Linked DNA regions of Homo sapiens: regions 1, 3, 4 and 5 are each linked to region 2. The links are chromatin contacts, found by Hi-C or POLR2A ChIA-PET in ENCODE. All regions are on one chromosome and are shown on one strand. Each heading gives the region's core, a stretch centred on a gene start or an enhancer-like site at or near the end of the contact. The rest is flanking DNA. Distances are from core to core; before and after follow the strand shown. Region 1 overlaps CREB5 (cAMP responsive element binding protein 5). Region 2 has its middle 100 kb from the start of TRIL. Region 3 holds the start of CREB5 (cAMP responsive element binding protein 5). Region 4 overlaps CREB5 (cAMP responsive element binding protein 5). Region 5 overlaps CREB5 (cAMP responsive element binding protein 5).

Region 1 (2,808 bases), core at 273-2,772, 370 kb after region 2:
GTGATATTGACAACATTTATCAGCATTTATCACTCTCCTGTGAGTGTGGGAAGAGCCTTCTTGGCAGGACTCACACGAAACAGATCTTTCTGCTTTGTTGAGCTTATGAGACCTCAAAAGGTTTCTAGAGGAGGAAACTGGACCTTCCTGAAATACCAAAAACAGCTGGAAAACAGGAGCACCTTGAGTCAGTCACACTGTATGACACTCCACATCAATCCTGCTTTCTTCCTAGGAACAAATGTTGTTTATTAATTATATTAGTTAAGGCCATGGCCAATTTGCACTTCGTGTTTCTGAAACAAAGCAAATATTTATCTCAATACATCTGTCAGAAGGGCAAGGGGACACACACAATAATAACCCAACACACATTCACCAAAAACACACTCTCGATTTATTTTCTTCAAAGATGCCTGGTTCTACTTTCAAAGCAAGGATGCAGGTAGGTTATCCCCACATGTGGCTAGCTGTTGGGAAGGAATTGCATATGCAATTTGGAGCTAAGAATTTCTTTCTTTGGGAGGGATATTGCATCTTTCATTATCTTATTTGCTCATCTGCAAAACAGTGCCATTGTAGTAAAACACTGTAGAACAGGACCATTCAAAGAGGTATTATGTGAAAACATAACTATTGGAAGCTAACTGTAAATTAAGAGAAAAGTAAGTCCTCTGGATTTCAAATATATCTTTATTTTTCAAACCTGAATATTGTAACTTTCCACAGAAAAATAAACACCTTGAATTTCAGTCCAAGAAAATCAATTACTTTGTGTTTGTCTTGGTATCTTTCTGTGTGTCTGTGTGTGTCTCTCTCTCTTTCTGTGGGCATCTTCCCTCTGTCTCTTTGCATGTCTATTTCTCCATGTGTGCCTTTCTCTCCTCTCTTTGTGTGTTTGTCTCCTTATGTCTGTCTGTCTGTCTCACACAGACACATGCATATACTCATTTTATCAGTAGTGTTCTTACCAGCGTTACTGGTGAAAGGATCTTGTGGTCTTGTTTCCTGTTGCAGTGTTATTCTTGAAGCGGGCTGCAGTCAGAATCTGAATTTCATTGGGCTATTATTATTTGCAGCTGTGTGACCTTTTTAACCCTGCTTTAAAAGTGACATTTCAGCCCTCAAGCTTGAAACGCCTGAATGCTACAAGGTTTTCAAACCAGAGATTTACACAGGGAACAAGACCAAGAGTGGGGCTGTACCTTATAAGTGAACATTTCACCAGAACTTGGCGTGAAGAGGGTGTGTTCCTGGGCAGTTTAGAGCCAGTAGTCTCCCCCAGAAGGCCTGAACTTGACACATAACACTGCGGTTAAATATTACTATTCTGTTCAAACCAGAAGAATATCCCTGTTCTTCAAAGATATTTGCCATCCCCTGGTATCCCAAAAGCTCAGAATCCTACAACCTGAATCACAGCCCCCTTTGGGATTGCGTCACACTTTATATTATGCTTAGAGGCTGTCAGAAGTTCCCTTCCAATGAGGCCCACTGCTCCCAGGAGGAAGGATTTCCAAACAGCTTTTGTCTCTGGAAACTAACCCGGGTCTTACTTCCCAGAGGGGGCCGTAACAGGAGAGAGTGCTGGGGGCTCACGTCCTCTCACGTACTTCTGCAGAGGTTTGTGGTTTTATTTATGTGGCGTTTATGCTGTGTATAGGAAAACATTCCAGTGGGATTGGGTTTTCATATGTTAGATTCCTCTTTCTTTCTTTTTTTTAAATTTTCCATATGTTTCTTTAGATAGGAGGTCTTTGTTCAAAGTTACTGGCTAATTCTGATTTTTGTTTCACATAATCCTGTCTTATAGCTTTCCTCTCTATGGGTTCAATAGTTCAGAACATACTTGGTAATAAGCACTTGTGTGAAGCATGAGAGGTGCAATGTTGAGTAAGTCGCTGAATGCGTATGAACCGCATTTAGGTCCTTGTCCCCTTGTTACCATGCAGTACAATATACTTTCTTGCAGAAGACATCACATCTCTAAAACAAAAGTTTATTTGACATGTGTGTGGTTAACAAAATACAAGTGTAGAGATTCTTAGGTTTTGAAGGAAATATTGAATGTAACCAAATAATTTAGCTTGTTTCTAATGGGACTAAACATATAACCTCAGAAAACATGCTGACTGGTGGCAAACTCTCTTCCTTTTTACCTGCTCTCACTGTGCACAAAAAGGAAAGAAAACAAAAAAGAAAAATTAGAACAAAACATAGCCAAGGTTTAGGTCGACCCTGTCATCTCTATTTTTCCAGAAAAGAAAGTATTTCATTGTCATTTAAAATAACTGCCCCCATGAACTCCTGAGAGAAAAGACTATGATAGCAACGAAATTCAGTGCAAAACTGGATCTATTCTTCATACTGGTGGAAAGCAGCTTGCCTTTTGGAAAATCTAAGAAAAAGGTCAGCAGTATAGTTTTCTCTTCTCCCTTTGTGCCCTACTACAGTAAAATTTGCCTCTTTAGAATTGGAACACGTTCCCAAATGGTACTACTCTGCCTCTAGATAGATACTTTTTAATGCAGTTTGAGTGCATTTGATTTTTAAACAATTTTCATGTAAAATAAATATCTTTAAATATTCTTAAGAGTCACAACTTTTTAGTCTAGTCTTAGTTTTCTTTTCACACATGCAGATGATTTTTATTGGATAATGTGGGGGGGGGGAGGTTTTGGATTTTTATTCTAGATAAGTATCTATATCTTCAGCAACAATATACATTTGGTCCACCCAATGTACGGGCTGAAGTCATACTCAAAACATCTGAAAATGTGTCTTTTTCTGCATGAATGTGAGCTACCA
Region 2 (2,700 bases), core at 42-2,541:
ACATATATAATGGAATACTATTCAGTCTTAAGGAATTTTTGTCATTGACATTTCTTTTAAAGTAGGGAGATATCACGGGGGGATTTGCATTTTAGGAAGATGAATGAGAGAGAATAGCGATATGGAGGCAGAGAGATCAACAGAAGACCATTTGCCCCAAGAAAAGATTTGTGAAGGCCTAAACCCATGTGGGGATCAGAGGGAGGAGCAGGGACTAGAGGTACTCTTCAGAGAACCCTTACATCTTGGGTTCTAGTTGGATGTGAGAGCTAAGCAAGAGGAAATCTGGAATGCCTCTGAAATTTCTGTCATGAGCTCTTGGGAGAATGCAGTTTCTGGCATTGTTAATTCAGCTCGTGTTTTCCAGATGATTAAGAGGTTAGAGGCAAGAGAAAGAAGACGATGAGGTTCCTTAACAAAGTGTTACATTCGTGGTTCTTATGGTATGCCCAAGTGTCCACACAGAGAGAATAATGGATTCAGGAGAGAGGTCCACGCTAGAGATAAGGACTTGGAGGTCAGCAGAGGTCTGTTCATCTCTCGAGGAGGGAGAATAGATAGGAATAGGGTCAGGAAGGTGGCCAATACAGAGCCTTGAACACACCTACTTTAAAATCTGGAGGAGTGGGGGTGAGAAGGAAATCCTTCTAAAGAGGGCTGAAAAGAAACAAACAAGACAAACAGGAGATAAAATCCAGACAGAGTTGTGACTGAGCCCAAGGGACGGTGTGAATCTCCAGGAGAAAATAGCCCAAGAGGTAAAAATTCATGGAGAAGCCAACAGAATATCCATGAAAGTTATCCACTTAATATAGCAAGCCATTTGCAGGCCAATGATAATTACAAAAGCCATTTCAGGACACCAGATTGTAGAGGGTGGACTTGTAGCATGGTAGGTGTTCATTAAACATTTGTTGGATTGAATTACACAGGGTTACTGCCATCCTGGAACAGGCCTTGATGCTCAGGGAAGGGGTAGATGTTAGAGAAGGAATGCGGTCTTTATTGGACATTCCAATTTGGTCTAGGACCAGTAGCCCTGGATCAATCTAGAGAGGAGGCTTCCTCTTCCCAGCCTGTTGAGTCTTTGCCAACATTTTACTGCTCTGATCCATTATCAGTGTGTCACCCCTTTGCCATGCATAGAAACAGTAAGTGCAAAGAAAATGCACTGTGGGGGTGGATGACTCAGGAGGTTTGGCAATGGATAAACAGCATTTTACCTTTAGTGGTGATAGATAGAGGGCCCGCAAGGCAAAGACTGCTGTCTGCTTCTCCTCACAGGCGTCCTCCTCCTACTGTATTTTTGTGTAGCTCCAAGCATGCCACAAGTACCCACAACAAACCATTAATTAAAGCTGGTTTCTGGTCTAGGTTTAAAAACTCCAAAGTTGTCACATGGAGGGGTGTGTGTGTGTGTCAGAGGGAGAGAGAGAGAGAGAGAGAGCTTCACTAACCTTTATAGCCACTGCCTCTCTTATTCACCCATCTAACTTAGCAGCAGGCACTGAAGCCCAAATCGAAGAAGAAACCCAGTGTGCTCTGTCCTTGGAGGTATCTCCAGAGTACAGTGTCTTGTGCCTGCCACTGCTAGACATTCAGAGAATACTGACTGACAGATAGGAGGGATGAGGTGGCATCTTCTGGCACTCTGAATTTCCTTCATACTTTTTCTGATTTGGATTGTGTGGGTTGTACCAGCTAGTGTTCAACCTCAGACACAGAACCAATATATCCATTCAGAGATGTCTTACTAGGAATTGGCTTATGCTGGCCGGGCGCGGTGGCTCACGCCTGTAATGCCAGCACTTTGGGAGGCCGAGGGGGGTGGATCATGAGGTCAGGAGATCGAGACCATCCTGGCTAACACGGTGAAACCCCGTCTCTACTAAAAATACAAAAAAAATAGCCGGGCGTGGTGGCAGGCGCCTGTAGTCCCAGCTACTCGGGAGGCTGAGGCAGGAGAATGGCGTGAACCTGGGAGGCGGAGCTTGCAGTGAGCCAAGATCGTGCCATTGCACTCCAGCCTGGGTGACAGAGCAAGACTCCATCTCAAAAAAAAAAAAAAAAAAAAAAAAAAAAAAAAATTGGCTTATGGTGTTGTGGGAGCTGCCTAAGCACATCCAAAGTCCACAGGACAGGGAGTCAGGAGGGGAAGCTAAAAAGCAGAATGGAGCTCTGGGCATGGCTGCGCTGTTGTTCATGGATGTGACCTCCTCTCTGTCTCGGTCTCTGTCTCTCTCTGGGGAGTCTTGGCTGTGCTTTGAGGGCTTCCGACTGATTAGGCCAGGCCCACCCAAGTTATCCAGTATAACCTCCCTTACTTAAAAGTGAACTGATTAATGACTTGAATGACATCATCAAACCCTTTCACAGTAACAGCTAGATTAGTGTCTGGTGAATCAATGGGAACTTTAGCTTAGTCAAGTTGACATATCAAAAAAGCCATCACATGGGGTTAAGAATAATGTTAGAGATCCTGTGGATAGGTAAAGAATAGGGTGTGTGTGTTTGTGTGCATGTGGGTGTGTTTACGCGTGCGCGCGTGTGTAGGGAGGGAGGAAGAGGGAGTTGGAAGTCTTGGGATCCTCCTTTCTCTTCCCTTTGAAGTCTCACAGAAGTCTGTCGGGGGAAGATAATTGGCGTCTAACACCTTGCCGAGGGAAACCATGCCCTGAGGTTCTGCAACCCCGACACGCT
Region 3 (2,700 bases), core at 18-2,517, 440 kb after region 2:
GACAAACTACCATTCATTTAGCCACCTATTCAAATAAAAGCTGTGACATAACAGAGATCTAGAAATAAGGGCATGGTTTCCAATTTTTTGTTGGAATGTTCTAATAAACTATCTTCTCAGGTATCAACTATATAAGGTCACGACTGACCGCTAATTGACAGGCAATTTATCGGCACCAGCAATTTACATTAAAAATAGTGGGCTTGGAGATATTTTCAAATATGTTTACTATGAGTTAAGTTGAAAAATAAAAACCACTATAATCAGTAAGGATTTAAAAATAAGAGATCCATATAAAATGCTATAAGCAAAGGAAAATGAGAAACATTTCTGGGGAGACACAAGTGAGTTTTATTATACTTCTTCTTTTAAGTTTTAGAACTAAAGTAATAGTTGATATTCAACCCATAGAATCATCCTTCAGGGGCATACACATCTAGGTTTGAATGCGGAAAACTGTTTTATTGTTTTTTTTTAATTTTTAGGTTTCTTTTTCAAGAACTTTCTTATTAAAACTTAAATACTTATTGAAGTGATTCATGAAACCTCACAGAAAGGGGAATTCATGCTTGACACATTACTTAACATGCTCCATAGCTTCCCCACTGTAGTTCATATGCTTCTGAACATATTTTACCTGGGAAATAATAGTCTTATTCACACACACACACACACACACACACACACACACATCCTTCCACATAAAATGCTATAAGTCCCAGGAAACTGACAAAAGCAACATTAAAATTTTGTGCAAAATCTAAACTCCATTTCTGAATTCCATCTATGAAAATACAACATTGGTTCTATTTAACTAAGTGCAAAGTTTTCTCTCTGTTTAATATGCATAATAAACATCATCCTTACCATTATCTGTAGAATAAAAGCAGCAACGTGTTGCTTCCTGCAGTCACCAAATCAAGTTTTTTCTTCCTTTCTTTCTAGTAACTTCTGTTTCACCAGCAAGATTAGGAAGAAAATAAGTCTTGAGTATTTGCCTCAGTATTTCAGACCAGAAGATAGTGAAACTAGCTTTTAGTAAAAAGAACAGGTCTGGTATTTTACAATTACTTCTGCAACCCAGAGGTACCTCCTAGACTCTGGTACCTCCCTCGTTCTCTAAGTTTCTTTTAGTAATGAGACTAATTTTTCCAGTAGTCTTGAACTCCCTAGATTTAACTGACATGGAAAATGTGACTAAAAATTTGTGGAACTGTCTAGCCTCCAACCCTACACAGAATCAACTTTGTTGTAAATGTTGAAGAACACCTCGCAAGCAGCTACATGCTCAGTTTATACTCCTGCGCTACGCAGCAGAGAACACCAAATAACAGTGCGCCATCTAGTTAGCAAGCTGCAATCTCCATGCTAGAAGGGGGGACACTTTCAAACCCTGGGAGTTAAGAACTTGTCAGGGTTCAGCTGCTCTAAAGGTCCAATTGTTTGTTTAAATAAAAAAAAATATCGCTACTGAGATAATCCACATCTAGTGGATATGGGAAAATTTAGGTTATAATGGCACTACAAACTTTTACATCTAACTTTGATTTACAAGATAAAAGCAAGTTTTAAATTAAAAGGGCTTTCTGTTAATAGAGCTTATTATTCTGAAGACGGGAATGATTTTCTTCGAAAGTTGTCCCTGGGTGCATGCCTATTATCTTTGCTTTTCCCCTTCCACTAATGAGCATTTATCTAAAGAGCCTGTTAATCCTCTGATGTGTGCTTCTGGTCAGAGGTAACAGTTTGAATAAAACCACTAATCACTGATCACTAAATCACTGATCATTAATCACACTTTCCAGTGCCCATGACTGGGCCATTTTTTTTCCTTTAAGTCTATGCATCACAAACAAGAAGTTCAACATTTTCGATGCACATATATTGTGTGGAGGTTACACTATTTCATCTCTAGATGTGAATAAATACTAAATCCTGCCACAGACTTGGGGAAGGATGTCAATTAGACCCCAGACAGGAGTTTCACAAATGCCTACCCTACAGCATGGCTTTCGCTTTGAAGAAAGTAGATCTAATTATAAGAAAACATGTGTTCTTCAAGAAATTCCCACATATTTGCAATATAAACTTTTCTTTATTTAGTTTTCACCAACTCCAAATCAGGGACCACTCCAATCCCCTCTCTCCCTCTATCCAAAACTCTGTTAATACTTTTTTAAATTTAATTTCTGCTGCACACCTCCCTCACGCCCCCACCCCCCCACCCCCCACACCGAGGGTTCTTTTTACTTTGATCCCTTGCAACAAGTCATACACAGGGTCTTTATTTCAACTGCCAGATACGGAGGTTCTGACTCAGTTCAATGACTTACGTATTCGACTTCCTCTTTCAACATAGAAACTTAAGGTTAAGAGCTAGAAACTAACGCACGCAGCAATTTATTGTATGGAAGTTTAGGTTCAACGACTCACATTCCCTCACTTTGGAAATGAAACGTTTAGTCTTGATCCTTTCAGCTAAACCTGATTTTGTCAGCATCCCTCTTCTGCTAAAGGGCAGGCACTACGTAAAGTGAAATACTTTGTTTGCAGTGGGTGTATTGCTTTCCTAAGTCACCACCACGAGGACAGAGTATTATCATAACGCTTGCAAACATTTCCTGATTTGCCTTTTCTATCAGGACTAAGCATTTTCGCCCTAGAGGAGAAGGCTTACTGGTGCCTTTCTTAAATAATACA
Region 4 (2,700 bases), core at 83-2,582, 280 kb after region 2:
CAATTCATTCTCTTAACCAGAATACTCCACATTTGTATATTCTAATGTTAGATATATTTGGCCAGTGCCCTACAAAGAAGTAAAAGGTAAGAAAAAAATATGTAGAATATTTTGGAAGCGTCTCCCATAACCCGTCAGAGCTCTGTACTGATATCCATTCTTGTAGAACTCCAAATTCCATATTATCTTCATTGCTCTCCTGAAGAATTACTGAGTGTAAATTATATACTATCACTTATCCATAAAGAAGAATCAACTTAGTTAAGAAAGCTGGGATCTATTAAGATTATAGCCATCTACTCAACGGATTATTGACTCCTACAAAAATGTCTTAGATGATAAGAAACAAAGAGACAGAGAGAGTGTGTTAACTTCCAGTAGTGCTACCTACCCTTCTGCCATTTTCCCAGGCTTTGCTGACTTGATCCTGAATTAATGAGCCTGTTACATGATAGCTAATAAAAATGACTGGAGGAGAGATACTGTTTGGATTCTGCCACATATTTGGTTCAAGGCTGGATCGATTTTATCTCTATTTAATACATGCTTGTTTTCTGTCTCACTTGTCTTCCCCACAGCCCATGGCTCACTCTTTTTTTCCATCTGGGAAACTTATCTCTGAAAACGCTACCATCAATCAGCCAAAGACACTCTTCCCGGCAGAGCGTCTGCCAGTTTGACTAAGCACAAGTAGTCACTAGTTTGGGGATGCCTCCCACACTCTCCATAGCTGTGTGTTTTTCTAGTCTGCCCAACCACACAAGAGCAATTTGAGATATTTATATTTACCTCTGGTTTCTATTGAGGTAATGGCACTACTTTCACAGAATTGAGCGCAGGGCATGGTATGGATTGCTGTGGTATGGAATGGAAGTTGCACGTGTTGTTTGTCTACTTCCTTTTAACATTACTTCTTTGGATTTTTGCATTTGCACTCATTTTGGTCTGGTTTGGCTCAGTGCCTGTTCAAAAAGCATGAAAATCAAATGCTTATGAGGATGCCTACCCTTTGTCCCCAAAGTCCTCCCTGATAACTGGCACTACTCCCATTTTCAAGTCCTTTATGTTGATAGCTCTCTCAATACATTCAAGCCTCCAAGCTTAAATTTTGTACTGTGAAAAGAGGGAGACAGAGAAGAGCGAAAACTTGGGGTTGCCTGCAGCAGCCAAGCACTGATAGAAGGGAAGGGAAGAGGGGGGAGCAGGAGCCAGGTGGCCCCTTCTCCCACAAAGTCTCAGCCATGAACACACCCGCTGGCCGCAGCACAAGAGCACTATGCGTGGGCACAGGTGGGTCCCAGCCTTTCTGGCTGGATGCAGCTTAAGCACTGAGCCTGAATGAAGACTTTCATTGCTGTTTGCTGTTTTTCTTGGCCAGTAGCCATGGCAAACATTTGCAGGTGGCTTGGCCAGATTTTGACACTTAAATATTTGAGGTTGTGATAAAAATCAGAATATTACTACAATATGGTTCTGTGCAGCCTCAAAAAAAATAAAGTAAAAAAAAAGCTATCTGCAATTTCAAATGCTCATTTAAAGACACAGTCTCCAGAGGGAACTCGTGTTTTCAAATAAGTACTCATTTCCTCTTTCCTGAGAGAAATAAAAGAGTCAACCGTCCCCAAATGTTACCACCTAGAGTTTCATACTGAATCCACTGGTGAGATGGGTTGGGTTATTTCTTGCTGAGTCTCCAGGATCATCCGGGCAAGGTTTTGGATGGAGAAAAATGGAAACGACAAGATGTGTGGGTTTGAATCAACATGGCAAACACACCAGGGAGGAATCTGAATAAAAGAAATAGCCTCCCTCGGGCTTGGCAATGAGACAGAGTCCTAAAAGTGACAATTATCTCCTAGAACACACCAGGAGCGACACACAACACCCCAGGCTGGAGAATAAATGGGAAGATGGAGTGTGTCCAAAAGGCGTCCATACCACAGAAACACCCGCCTCCATCCAGGCATGGTGACACAGCCTACAAATGTCACCCAAATGTACAGTCCTGGGCCAGCTGGGTAAATTATCAACAGAGTCAGCACTCATCTTAAACTTTATTGCTAGCCCTCAAAAGACTGTTTCATAAAGACCAGCTTTGTGCTAACAATGGCTGAATACTAAGGGCCTCCAAAAGGGTAGTTGGTGGGGGGTGGCAGGGAGAGGGAGGCAGGAGAACTCCAGGGGGGAAGGAATGCTGTAAAACTGCTAGTAAACTCTAGCACATTTTATGTTTTTTCCCCTTGAAAGAAAAATAAAATAATTATAATTAGCTGGCATAACTGTGAATTGTCTGCTGAAAGCCAAGCCACTTGAGAGAAGTCCCTGGAGATTTAGATGCTGTCTTTAATGAATCTACTCCACCCTCTTAGCACTCTATGGGTTCTTGATTTAGATAGCAGCAACATTTGCTCTCATGGTCATTTGAGAAGAAAAGAAATCTTTAGCAGAGACACTTACCAACCTAGCATTGACTCCTTTCAACAAAGCCGAGCATTCGAAGGGCCAGGTTAATGTTCTGTTTCTTGAATAGAAAACCAAACGCACCCACAGCAAACTCACAAAATGGTCATTACCCATTACCCATTACTCTCATTTCTTAAGGTGGGTCTTAACGTATCACAGCCATTCCTGGTAAGTTGAAAATGTGAGACAAGGTGCCCCTTCTGGAATATCCTAGGGAGGAATAAGCCAGTGTTCCCT
Region 5 (2,700 bases), core at 123-2,622, 350 kb after region 2:
CCATCAATGCCTGCCTGACCACCCGCAGCATGCCCTGTGCCCCTTCCCTGCTATTCCTTTCTCCATCACACTTATCACCATCTGACATGTTATAGATTTTTTTTTCACATATTTATTGTTTCTCTTGCCCCCTAGAGGTAAACTACCTGAAGGCAGGTATTTTTGTTTGTTTTTTATCATCTTTATTCAGTGGTATATTCAACAATGCCTTGGACAGTGCCTGCCATGTGGTGGGCACTTGAAAATGTTTCTTGAATGAAAAATGATGAACAAAATTTCTTATATATTTCAGGATATGAACTAGTCTGAGTTCTAAGCCATTGGCAAGTTGACATTTATGATACCTGATAGTGAATTACAACATGCTTTTCTAAGGGGAAACAATTCTCTTATTAAAGATTTATGAGGTTATAAGCTTCTATTAATATGGAAATTGAGGCTATTATGGAACGTGTTGTCTGCTATGTATAGTATTAATACAGATAATGAGGGCTTTCTCCAGTGGACATAACCTGCTTACAGCCTGCGCTGATTCTATATACACATTGGGATGCTTCTGGAAAAGGATGCTGGGATTAGAGACAGAGTCTGTACAACAGACTTTTCCCCAATGGACAGCCACATGGGTCAAGTAAGGATCAATTCTCTATTTGCTCTTTAACAGAATTTTCTAGACCAACTGCAGCTAGAAGTTTTAAAGGTGGTGTGCAGAACCAGTCCAATCTTTCCAATATTTTTTGTGTAAGACACATAGAAAGTTCAAGCAAGAACTTTCTTTAGCCAAATTCTCCAGATAAATTAATCCATCTTCCACTTTACTAAAACCTAATGAGGGAACCAATGCAAGTCTAAAGACTCAGAGGAAAAGAAATCAGAAGACAACTAGAGATGTAGAATTAAAAAGAAATAATTGTCAGAATGTAGACCAAAAGGAAAAAGAAAAGAATACTAAAAAATGATAAGATAGGCACTGAATAAGAACCTGTGTTTCTGCTTTTTAAGCAGGGAAAGAAGAGCTGGGGTGGCAGGATGCCAAGGATGTTGACAGCTGGAAAAACCTGGTCAAAGGGGTAGGTAAAAGAATATTGTCAGGCGGGGGAGCATTATTCCTACTCCTCATTTCCCTGCCCTGTGACTTCCAAAGAAATGCCAGAGCCAAAGCCACCAACACAGCCGTCTTTGCTGCCAGAGGAGTCATTGTGGTTTAGCCCTCAAGACAATGCCCTCTCGTGTAACCATGGCCACCTGAGGCTGGATTTGGCCCCTCTGGTTTGAATGAGGCAAAGGAAGAAGAAGCCTCAACAGCCTGAATATTGTCCAGCTTCCCATGCGTGCAAGTGAGGCTGAGGCATGAGACGGCGGTGTCCTGAGATGCTGGCCCTAGACCATGGGGAGGCTGGCCGTTCCCCACCCACACACCTATCATGAAAGCATCACATGGCTATGAGCAACACTTAAAAGAGAGAAAATAACATGTTTCTACAGCTGCAATAGTTCCTTTTCTTACTTTGGTTGCTTAATTATTTTAATTTTTAAAATTTAATTATCTATACTCTTTTTCAACCCACAAGAAATTTAAAGCAACTCACGAAACATGTATAGCATGACAATGTTTTTTAAATTAAAAATCAGAACCAGAGAAAATATAAACTAGAACTGAAAGTCTGGTCTAGGGAGGAAGTAAAATATGCTCGTCACAATGTTCGAAAAGGTTTTCAAAGTTTAGCAGTAAACTTGGCTTTGTGTTAACCTGGCAGTCAAAGCGAAAAGAGAAACAGAACCAGTTACATGATTCTCATGTCCATAAGGAGAAAAATATTTCAGTTCCTCAGGGGAAGCAAACCATTTCCTGGAATTCAGATCTGCAAGAATTTCCTCACACAGGGCTTCATATAAGAAATCATGAATAATGCAATGGAGAATATCTAAAACCACACCCCGACCACGGGCTTCACGAAACTGTTCTTGGAAAAATGTCTTTAGTAAAATCAAGGGCACACACTTGAGGTAAAACCATTCTATCAGAAATGAAGACAATATGGATGAAATACACATCTTTCTTATAGTTCAGTTTAAGAAGCCAGCTTTGACTATCTTGAGGAATGAATGAACTTAATTCCTTAGTCTTCTACATACACATGTCTATCAAAAAAAAAATTTATTACTCAACCAAAGGAAGTTGACTAGATGATGAGAATTTCTTCCTCTCTTGCATGCTATTTTTATGGTTTTAAATATATATACATATACATTTCTATTGCAACAAAATATAGAATGCATGTCTTTTATTTTTATTAAGTTAATTTTTTAAAGTGCTCAGAACCTTATTATTTGGCTGGCAAATAATAGTTGCTATGTAAGTGCTTGTTTAAAAAAGAAAAAAGGCACTTCATATCCTTTGAGGGGGAGTGGAGGAGAGAGTCAAGCATGCATGATAAATTAATTATAAATAAGTAAAACGAGTTGACTGAGATTTTGTACCCCTCTTGTAAGCATCACTTATTTTCATGGTTTCTCCTGAAGCCATACAGGCTAAATACAAGCCCTTGACTATTATGACATGAGAATGTGACAGGAAAAATCTGGTGGAGGGGGGATTATTATAATTTCACATAGACAAGGACTAAAAGGCTTTGAAACACTTAGAGAAATATCAGAACCTTTTAAAATTTCTTTTCCGGATGGAACAGCTGGACTTCA

The links. Hi-C counts contacts between places; a loop is a spot of excess contacts on that map. ChIA-PET counts read pairs that join two places held with the same protein, here RNA polymerase II (POLR2A). Pooled maps may share reads with other maps.
Region 1: a map of GM12878 shows a loop between it and region 2 (4-fold over the local background). The contact joins two enhancer-like sites. A Hi-C loop is called at or near these places in 1 of 168 maps with a recorded cell type or tissue (GM12878), 11 of 37 single-sample maps with no recorded cell type and 4 of 50 pooled maps. POLR2A ChIA-PET finds 5 or more read pairs at or near these places in 1 of 52 experiments (OCI-LY7).
Region 3: a loop to region 2 is called in a map of cardiac septum, with 4 times the contacts of the local background. The contact joins the promoter of CREB5 here to the enhancer-like site in region 2. A Hi-C loop is called at or near these places in 11 of 168 maps with a recorded cell type or tissue (IMR-90, MCF 10A, Right ventricle myocardium superior and 8 more), 1 of 37 single-sample maps with no recorded cell type and 22 of 50 pooled maps. POLR2A ChIA-PET finds 5 or more read pairs at or near these places in 3 of 52 experiments (AG04450, HEK293 and HEK293T).
Region 4: a map of OCI-LY7 shows a loop between it and region 2 (3-fold over the local background). The contact joins two enhancer-like sites. A Hi-C loop is called at or near these places in 1 of 168 maps with a recorded cell type or tissue (OCI-LY7), 1 of 37 single-sample maps with no recorded cell type and 4 of 50 pooled maps.
Region 5: a loop to region 2 is called in a map of heart left ventricle, with 2.5 times the contacts of the local background. The contact joins two enhancer-like sites. A Hi-C loop is called at or near these places in 1 of 168 maps with a recorded cell type or tissue (heart left ventricle), 4 of 37 single-sample maps with no recorded cell type and 2 of 50 pooled maps.

What each region holds. Positions count from the first base shown.
Region 1 is chr7:28,479,890-28,482,697 of GRCh38, reverse strand. The region is part of intron 1 of CREB5 (cAMP responsive element binding protein 5); the gene reads right to left. Among named protein-coding and RNA genes, the nearest start is that of CREB5, 69 kb to the right of the region's middle. Within about 2 kb of position 1,522, at least 2 of the 41 ENCODE cell types and tissues checked have a DNase peak (open chromatin) inside an H3K27ac peak, as active enhancers do.
Region 2 is chr7:28,854,507-28,857,206 of GRCh38, reverse strand. No RefSeq gene overlaps it. Among named protein-coding and RNA genes, the nearest start is that of TRIL, 100 kb to the left of the region's middle. Within about 2 kb of position 1,291, at least 6 of the 41 ENCODE cell types and tissues checked have a DNase peak (open chromatin) inside an H3K27ac peak, as active enhancers do; they include mammary epithelial cell, where a contact is called at or near this core.
Region 3 is chr7:28,411,085-28,413,784 of GRCh38, reverse strand. CREB5 (cAMP responsive element binding protein 5) reads right to left here and starts at 1,267. Exons shown (of 11, transcript NM_182898.4): 1 at 868-1,267. The coding sequence starts at 870. RefSeq lists an enhancer at 1,181-1,270.
Region 4 is chr7:28,572,068-28,574,767 of GRCh38, reverse strand. The region is part of intron 5 of CREB5 (cAMP responsive element binding protein 5); the gene reads right to left. Among named protein-coding and RNA genes, the nearest start is that of CREB5, 160 kb to the right of the region's middle. RefSeq lists silencers at 659-708, 1,283-1,577. Within about 2 kb of position 1,332, at least 4 of the 41 ENCODE cell types and tissues checked have a DNase peak (open chromatin) inside an H3K27ac peak, as active enhancers do.
Region 5 is chr7:28,508,528-28,511,227 of GRCh38, reverse strand. All of the region lies in intron 4 of CREB5 (cAMP responsive element binding protein 5), which reads right to left. Among named protein-coding and RNA genes, the nearest start is that of CREB5, 97 kb to the right of the region's middle. Within about 2 kb of position 1,372, at least 7 of the 41 ENCODE cell types and tissues checked have a DNase peak (open chromatin) inside an H3K27ac peak, as active enhancers do.